Linked DNA regions of Homo sapiens: region 1 is linked to region 2. The links are chromatin contacts, found by Hi-C or POLR2A ChIA-PET in ENCODE. All regions are on one chromosome and are shown on one strand. Each heading gives the region's core, a stretch centred on a gene start or an enhancer-like site at or near the end of the contact. The rest is flanking DNA. Distances are from core to core; before and after follow the strand shown.

The links. A loop is a pair of places that touch in the nucleus more often than their neighbours do. ChIA-PET counts read pairs that join two places held with the same protein, here RNA polymerase II (POLR2A). Pooled maps may share reads with other maps.
Region 1: a map of Calu3 shows a loop between it and region 2 (9-fold over the local background). The contact joins the promoter of UGT1A10 here to the promoter of USP40 in region 2. A Hi-C loop is called at or near these places in 1 of 168 maps with a recorded cell type or tissue (Calu3) and 1 of 50 pooled maps. POLR2A ChIA-PET finds 5 or more read pairs at or near these places in 3 of 52 experiments (BJ, HEK293T and Panc1).

The regions. Positions count from the first base shown.
Region 1 is chr2:233,634,670-233,639,590 of GRCh38, reverse strand. It overlaps UGT1A10 (UDP glucuronosyltransferase family 1 member A10), which reads right to left and starts at 3,143. Exons shown (of 5, transcript NM_019075.4): 1 at 2,214-3,143. The coding sequence starts at 3,068. All of the region lies in intron 1 of UGT1A8 (UDP glucuronosyltransferase family 1 member A8), which reads right to left. It also overlaps UGT1A.
Region 2 is chr2:233,564,600-233,569,488 of GRCh38, reverse strand. It overlaps USP40 (ubiquitin specific peptidase 40), which reads left to right and starts at 2,707. Exons shown (of 32, transcript NM_001365479.2): 1 at 2,707-2,805; 2 at 3,916-4,133. The coding sequence starts at 3,935.

The DNA of each region.
Region 1 (4,921 bases), core at 1,894-4,393, 70 kb before region 2:
AACACATACTCTATCATCAAGTAATGCTTCCTTCTCATCAGACAGATGAGACTCAGACTCTGAATCCTGTTTCCCAGCAAGATGTAACCAACTGCATGCTTTTCCCAGACACATCCTGGCATCTGAAACAAGGAAAGAGCAATATGCAGTGTTCATCGTTCTTTTGATGACAATTTACTTTTACTTTTGTGGTTGGGCCATATCCAAGGCTCTTTGACAGAAAGCCCTCTTTGAGATCGAATTCCTCTGTGAGAATTCTGCTGCCTTTACAGGTATAATCATAAAAATATACATTAATATACATAACCCTCTGCAAACTATAAAAACTTTCATACATGTGTATATTCTTTAATAGATATAGAAACACATTTATTTCATATCTCATAAAAGATATTTACAATCAAAATAAATGAAACCATATATAGTTTAATGTTTCATTTTTTATAGATATCCCTCTATCACAGGTGATATAAAATCATATATAGGTTTTTATATCTTTAAAGGCCTCTAGGTGACCCTGTGAGCCACAATAAACTCAGCGTGGGTTCAGGAAGTGGCAGATCCTCAACTCGGCCGAAGGCTGTGGGGTGTAGGCAACACATGGGTGGTGCTTGGTACTGTAATTAATGGAGGATAACGAGGAGAAAAGTGCTTTGATAAGTCCAACCTCTTAGAGTCCTGCAACTTGCATCTCCTCGCCTGGTCTTGCCATGAGCTGAAAGTCATGCCTAATTTTGAAAGGCCTACAACTGTAGTCTTCCTGCTTTTTAGAAAGAGCATTATTTCACTTTCCTATGAGATGGCTGAACGGTCACTCTTTCACCAACCATCTGCCAATGACAGATATAACTGTGTTACAAAGTCTACTGAATCTTGTAAGAAACCAGAACAATACATAAAAATGTGTACTCCACCCCTAATAAAATAATATAATGAGATGAGACACCAGGTGTTTCATCTGGATTTAGCAACTATGCGTTTGCCAAGAATCTTATTCTGGTATTTTTCAAGGATTTTTCAGTCACAAGCAACCGAATCCCTATTTAAACTGGCTACTCTAACAATATTACTCAATAATATTTTGGAAGTATATGCTCCAGCAAAGCAAAAGAAGCAGTACAAATATCAGACAAGGGAATTACTTGCAGATGGTATTGTATATTGTACATCTAATGCATACTACAAAATAATAAGAAAAGTTAGTGATGTGGCTGGATACAAGATACATATGCAAAAACCAAAATTTTAATTACCAGTAATCAGTTAAATGTAGAAATGGAAACATTGCCCTGTACAAAATAGTTTCTAAAGTAATAAAATGCCAAGGAATAAATGTTAAAAACAAACATAAAATGCTTATATAGTGAAAATTTTTATTTATGTATATAAAACAAGATCTGAATAAATAGTGAGACATATATGTTCCTGAACAGGAAGACTTAATAGCAAAAAGATGCCAGTCTTCTCAATTCAGGAAAACCCTGTAACCCTACGTGTAGGACTCTAGTCTACTAAGATAAAAGCAAGAATATAGAAATATATTCACGCAAGGAAAGTATTGAAGAGTGTTTACACAGCCTTATTCACAAAAGGAAAGAGTGGAAAATGGCTATATATATATCAATATTAATTGGTTAAAAAACTACATTGTATCCAAAGTAAAGAATTTTATGCAATTATTAAAAGAACTTGTCAAATCTGTCTGTATTGCTCTATAAAGGTACCCATAATTTATTGGCAAGTGAAAAATGCAAGATAAAGAAGAATATGTTCAGCCCAATACTAGATTTTATTTTTACTAAATAGGTATGGGAACTTACATGAGATATTGCATATGCCTAAAATACTTTTTTTCAATGAAAAGAATGTACACAAAACTTAAGAGCATTTCAACTACGGGGTCACATAGAATTAACAAAAAACGGAAGTTTCATTTCTTGCTGTGGTTTTTGGTACTTTTCTAAACATCGTATTTTAAAATGTAGCCTGAATATGATCTATAATTTTTAAATTATTACATATACTTTCAAGAAGGGCAGTTTTATAAAATTTGATAATTGATGAGTACATGAATTCGCACAAAATAATTTGTTAAACTGGAAAGAAATTTGAAATGCAACAAACGAAAATGTCAAATCACAGTTCAGTAAGGAATCCTTTTTTAATTTCCAAAGCCAGATTATTCTTAATGTGCTAAAGGAGAGGTGACTTACCATAGGCAATGGCTTTCCCTGATGACAGTTGATACCACCAATGAAGATCATGTTGGGCATCACGGGTTTGGGATAGTCCAAAACAAAGTCCGTTCGCAACAACCAAATTGATGTGTGACTGTAGAGATCATATGCCGTGACAGGGGTTTGGAGAATTTCAGAGGCTATTTCTAGGGCATTTCTAAAAAGATACTGGCAAAATAAATGGTCCTCCAAGTGCACGATGTGGTTCCATACTCTCTCCTTGAAAGTCATGGCATCTGAGAACCCTAAGAGATCATTGGGGACATAGGAAAGAGGAGCAGGGCACTGTGCACCTTCTTCAAGATGGTGGCAAAATATTCCCCTGGTGAAGACCACAGAGGGGAGGGAGAAATATTTAGCAACAATTAAGCCACAGGTATCAAAAGGATCCAGAAACACTGCATCAAAAGAACTCTCCTTTAAGTATTCTACTAATTTTCGGTCATTAAACAAACTCCTGCAATGCGAAAAAAATAAGTCAAGAAAACCACTGGATGAACTCATTAATAGAGAAAATATACTTTGTGCCTGTGCTTTCCATTGAGCATGGGCGAAAACCATGAATTCCCGGTTCTGATCTTCCAGAGTGTACGAGGTTGAGTAAGTCTTCACTGTGCAATTCAGTGATCTTTCCAGTTGCCAACTCACCTCTGGCATGACTACAACCACCTCATGCCCCCTGAGGATAAGTTTCTCCACCACCGACTGCATGGTGAACCAGTGACTCCCATCCATGGGCACTACCAGCAGCTTCCCTGCCTCGGCAAAGCCACAGGTCAGCAGTAGACACACACATAAAGGAACGGGGCTGGTCCACCCTGCGCGAGCCATGAGAGAACTGCAGCCCGAGCCAGCAGCTGGGATTCTAAGCTGCTATGATACAGTAGGCGGAAGAAGTACAGGCACAAAACCTGACCCCAATAGAGGGCGTGTATTTATCCTTTCATAAAAAAAAAAAAATCACACTCACTGCCAATGATTTACTCATAAGAACGATAACACACGAGTATCATTTGCTGAGATACCTACTTGTATGATTTCCAGACAAGAGTAGATTATGGTCTTCGCCTTGGAGGGAGAGCACGCTGCAAGTGAGTTTAGAAACAGAATTATTCAGCAATGCTTTTGGACCTTGAAGATTCGGAAAGATAAAGTGAAAGTAAATTTGAATAATGCTAATATTTTTGGAATTTATCCCAAAGCAAAATTTAGATTTTGACTTTAGCCAACCAAATACTCTCTGTCCAGAAAGAAATTGGCATCTCATGTTCCAGGGAAAGACAGCAAGGCTCTTAGCACTGACCTCCCAACTGGCAAGAAACTGGGGCTCACCTGCATCTCTGCAATGCATAATCATTGCTGGTTGTCTTCTTCCATATCCAAACCCTGAGAGGCCTCTGAAATGCCAAAATGAGATTGACAACCCTGCCTCCATGGACCATACCAGGGACTTGATGGAAAGTGACCATCACCTATTTTAATGACTTTCCTCAGATACGTTGCATGCAGTGGGGAGTTGCTGGCCCAGTCCTTGTGCGAACACTCTGCTGGGCTGCCTCTCTGTGACTGCTCTACTTCTATATTCTAAACACACCATCACTCCAGTGACCTCTTTCAGGAAAATATGTACTTGTCTCCCTCAGTCTGCTGAGGACTCCTGGAAGTCAGAGGTGATGCCATCTCTGTGTTTTTACCCTTCTTTCACAGTAGCCATGCTTTGCCTTTGACGTAGTTTGTATGTTTGTCCCCTCCATATATCATGGTCAAATATAATCCCCAGTGTTGGAGATGAAGCATGGTGGGAGGTGTTTGGGTCATGGGCATGGATCCCTCATGAATGGCTTGGCACTGCCCTCCCAATTGTGAGTGATTTCTCATGAGATTTGATTGTTTAAAAGTATACGACAGTACATGTATCCCAGATCTCTTAAAGTATAATTTTTTAAAAAATGCCAAAAACCCTCTTCAGGATATTATTCAGGAGAACTTCCCCAGCCTAGCAAGACAGGCCAACATTCAAATTCAGGAAACACAGAGAACACCATAAAGATACTCCTCGAGAAAAGCAACTCCAAGACACATAATCATCAGATTCACCAACGTTGAAATGAAGGAAAAATGTTAAGGGCAGCCAGAGAGAAAGGTCCTGTTACACACGAAAAGAAGTTCATCAGACTAACAGCAGACCTCTCTTTAGAGACCCAACAAACCAGAAGACAGTGGGGACCAAAACTCAACATTCCTAAAGGAAAGAATTTTCAATCCAGAATTTCATATCCAGCCAAACTAAGCTTCATAAGTGAAAGAGAAATAAAATCCTTTACAGACAAGCAAATGCTGAGAGATTTTGTCACCACCAGGCCTGCCTTACAAGAGCTCCTGAAGGAAGCACTAAATATGGAAAGAAAAAACCGGTACCAGCCACTGCACAAACATACCCAATTGTCAGGACAATTGACACTATAAAGAAACTGCATCAACTAGTAGGCAAAATAAACAGCTAGCATCATAATGACAGGATCAAGTTCACACATAACAATATTAATCTTAAATGTAAATGGGCTAAATGCCCCAATTAAAAGACACAGACTGGCAAATTGGATAAACAGTCAAGACCCATCAGTGTGCTGCATTCAGAAGACCCATTTCACGTGTAAAGACATATAGGCTCAAAATAAAGGGAT
Region 2 (4,889 bases), core at 1,458-3,957:
TGATAGGCTGTTGTAAATCCTGTGAACTCACACACAACATCTGGAATCTGGACGCAGTTTTCTTCAGCACTAATGTATTGTTTGGGGCTTGATGGCTTTCACAGCTTTTTCTGTAACAACATGGGCTTCTTCAATGGTGTAATCCTTCTGGACTTTCACGATATTCTCCCTGTTGAGATTCTCTTCCATAGTGTTGACACCCCTTTCCATAGAAAACCGTACGTAATGAGCCTTAAAGTTCCTTATGACCCCTTGATCTAAGGGCTGAATTAGACATGTTGTGTTTAGGGGCAAGGAGGCCACTTTGGTGCTCTCATTGCAGAATCTATGGGGTTCTGGGTGGCCAGGGACATTGTCCAATATCAAAAGCAATTTAAAAGGAAGTCCCTTACTGGCAAGGTACTTCCTGACTTCAGGGACAGAGCATTGGTTTTCATGGAACCAAACCAGAAAAAGTGTTTTCGTTGTACAGGGCTTTTTATCATAAAACAAAAAGACTTGCAGCTGGTGTTTATCTTTTCCCTTAAAGGCTCAGGGATTAGCAGCTTTATAGATGGCACATTTGAAAGCACTTTGGTAAATAGGTGTGTAGTGAGAAATACAGTATGAAAAGAATGTTGGGACCATCAGCGAACTAAGAATCAAAATAAAGAATTTCCACAGTGGATGTTGAGAAATCGTGGAAGCTTCTTTAGCAGAGAGGTTTGAGCTCAAAGTGCACCTTAGATGGATAGTGCATCTTATAGTGACGTGCAGGAAGGGGTGTGTAAAACGGGAGTCCACTGAAAAGGCTATCATCCTAATGCAGGTGAGATTTCATGGGGATCTGATAGGAGGAGAGGAAGCTATGGAATGAAAGGATTGTCCAGACAATACTTTGACATGCCATTAGTTTGATTCACAGACGAAAGACAAAGATATAAGATTATATAAATATAATCTTATATCTTTATAAATGTGACCACTCATTCATTCATATTTATAAGATTATATAACTATAATCTTATATAAGGTTATATAACTATAATCTTATATAAGGTTATATAACTATAATCTTATATAAGGTTATATAACTATAATCTTATATAAGGTTATATAACTATAATCTTATATAAGGTTATATAACTATAATCTTATATAAGGTTATATAACTATAATCTTATATAAGGTTATATAACTATAATCTTATATAAGGTTATATAACTATAATCTTATATAAGGTTATATAACTATAATCTTATATAAGGTTATATAACTATAATCTTATATAAGGTTATATAACTATAATCTTATATAAGGTTATATAACTATAATCTTATATAAGGTTATATAACTATAATCTTATATAAGGTTATATAACTATAATCTTATATAAGGTTATATAACTATAATCTTATATAAGGTTATATAACTATAATCTTATATAAGGTTATATAACTATAATCTTATATAAGGTTATATAACTATAATCTTATATAAGGTTATATAACTATAATCTTATATAAGGTTATATAACTATAATCTTATATAAGGTTATATAACTATAATCTTATATAAGGTTATATAACTATAATCTTATATAAGGTTATATAACTATAATCTTATATAAGGTTATATAACTATAATCTTATATAAGGTTATATAACTATAATCTTATATAAGGTTATATAACTATAATCTTATATAAGGTTATATAACTAATCTTATATAAGGTTATATAACTATAATCTTATATAAGGTTATATAACTATAATCTTATATAAGGTTATATAACTATAATCTTATATAAGGTTATATAGCTATAATCTTATATAAGGTTATATAGCTATAATCTTATATAAGGTTATATAGCTATAATCTTATATAAGGTTATATAGCTATAATCTTATATAAGGTTATATAGCTATAATCTTATATAAGGTTATATAGCTATAATCTTATATAAGGTTATATAGCTATAATCTTATATAAGGTTATATAGCTATAATCTTATATAAGGTTATATAGCTATAATCTTATATAAGGTTATATAGCTATAATCTTATATAAGGTTATATAGCTATAATCTTATATAAGGTTATATAGCTATAATCTTATATAAGGTTATATAGCTATAATCTTATATAAGGTTATATAGCTATAATCTTATATAAGGTTATATAGCTATAATATAGCTATACTCTTATATAAGATCATATAGCTATACTCTTATATAAGATCATATAGCTATACTCTTATATAAGATCATATAGCTATAATCTTATATAAGATCATATAGCTATAATCTTATATAAGATCATATAGCTATAATCTTATATAAGATCATATAGCTATAATCTTATATAAGATCATATAGCTATAATCTTATATAAGATCATATAGCTATAATCTTATATAAGGATCATATAGCTATAATCTTATATAAGATCATATAGCTATAATCTTATATAAGATCATATAGCTATAATCTTATATAAGATCATATAGCTATAATCTTATAAATGTGAACGAATGAGTGGTCCGCTGGCCGAGTGGACCCGCGAACTCACCAGCGGACTTGTAAGCGAGCTCACCTTGCCCGCTCCCGCTCCCGCTCCAGTTCCCAAACTCTTGGAGCAGAAGAGTTACATTTCCCATAAGGCCCCGTGCGAGGGGCCGGCGCTCCAGCGGGGCATCCTGGGAAGCATAGTCCACGATCCATAAATCACTTTCTGGAGACCCGCCCTCGCCAACATGGCGGCGCCCAGTTGGGGCGGGTTCGTTCGCTTCGCGTTTTGGCCAGGGCGGGGGTCTGGGCTTTAGGCAGTAAGTGCGGCTGGCGCCCGGGGATCCTGGGAGGGACGTGGGAAGCGTAGGGACAGTGTTGGTGGCCCAGTCTGAGGAGGGCGAGGCGAGAGGCTGCCCAGGCCTGCCTGAGGACGCGGCGCTCTCCTGGAGTCGGGGCAGTGGTTTCGGGCCACGGGGACCTCTGCCTTTTTGCGCCCCTGGGCCTGTGGTGGCTTGGAGGGCCTCGGCCGGCCGTAGGAGTTGGGAATTCAGGAATGCAGACAACGAGCTCGAGGCTAGACTCTCGAGTTGTGTTTTTTTAGTTTTCTTCTGAGGAAAAGAAAAATAATTGCATTTCAGCGCTTCCTGTCATTTGGTACCTATGCTAGGCGCTTTACGTTTCTCATCTCCAAGTGACCCTCCGCCACACTCGATGTGAAACCTTGGGGAAGTCACCTAGGCCCCCAGGGCTAACGATGGGATTAGTGGATACATACTGGAAGGCCTTTAGGCTTGATAATTTTAGTGGCAGTCTTCCCCGCCCTCCGCTCCCCTTCCCCCCTCCCTCCCCAGTGAACTGACTTCCGGCCCAACAGCTTCGGGACTGTACTAAAGTGCTCTAAAAAAAGTTAACTTGATCTGTTTAATTTAAATGTCATAATCTGGTATATAGTACTGAAGGGTGTGACAAGCAGAGATTTTAGAGAGTTGATTCTCAGAATTTAGGGTTGGCTTTGCCGTCCCAGCAGTGGATTAGTTGTGGCAACAGGTTTTCTTTTTTAAAAAAATTAGTGATGTGAACGTGCCTTTTTAAAAACAGCTGTTACTTATTGTGGGCCAAACCCTGTACACTAACTGCCCTTCTTTCGTTATGTCATTGGATAGTTTAAATGACCCGAAGAGACAGATGGTATCCTATTTTACACATAAGAAAACAGATTAACATATCCAGGGTCACACAGGTAGTTAGGGTCCTGATAGGGATGAAAAAAATCTAGATCTTGCTGCCTCCAAAACCCAACTACTGTACATAGAAACAGTAGTCCTGTGTTCTAAGAAACAACAGAATCGACTCCCAAGTGTAAGGTAGGGGGATTTGGGGAAAATTTATTTTAAAAATAAAAGCATTTATATGTCACTTTTTTTAAGGGTAGTATTTAGTTTCACAATGTTTGGGGACCTGTTTGAAGAGGAGTATTCCACTGTGTCTAATAATCAGTATGGAAAAGGGAAGAAATTAAAGACTAAAGCTTTGGAGCCACCTGCTCCTAGAGAATTCACCAATTTAAGCGGAATCAGAAATCAGGGTGGAACCTGTTACCTCAATTCCCTTCTTCAGACTCTTCATTTCACACCTGAATTCAGAGGTATGCTATGTTACGTACATTTAACTAGCAATATGTACCATCTTCTTTACATGTAATTAATTATGCAAAATCACAAATAGACCAATTATCTTAAAGATATATTCTACAGTATGTGTTTATTGTTGCACATATAAGATATAAATTGGTAATTCCCTCTGCAGAGAAATGTGAAGCTTAATCTTAAATATATCCTGGGTGATGACAATAATGTTTAGTAAAAAAATAAAGCAATATATTTCTTTTTTAATTCCTGTAATTTAAAGTACAACGTAAAGACAATTGTCATAAGTATCAGTCTTCATTATTGTTACACTGTTTGAGTTTTAAGATTTCTCTAGAATAACAAACACTTAAGCCAGAGTTATCCAACCAATTATATCTACCTTTTGGAGTGGGGAAGGGTGTCATATTATTTATATGGGTGCACAGTTGTTCATACGCATTTCTGAAATCTGGAAAGCTCACACCCTCATCTGATCTCACCTGAGCTTGTTTGGCTTCAGAACCAGACCTGGTGTGAGGCTATTTACAGTTTTTAGTTATCTCATGTGGGTGAATGTTCATACATTCATTACAGGAATATTAATCTGCTTGATTAATGGAAGCTGGCCCAGACCCTGCTGGGAATGTAACATTTTATATATATATAAAAAACACTTTTTTCATATTATCTTTATAAACTCTGGAAATTCTGAATTCCAAAGACCCAGAGATTTTAGGTAAGGGATTGTGTGCAAGAAACAGACCCACCACCCA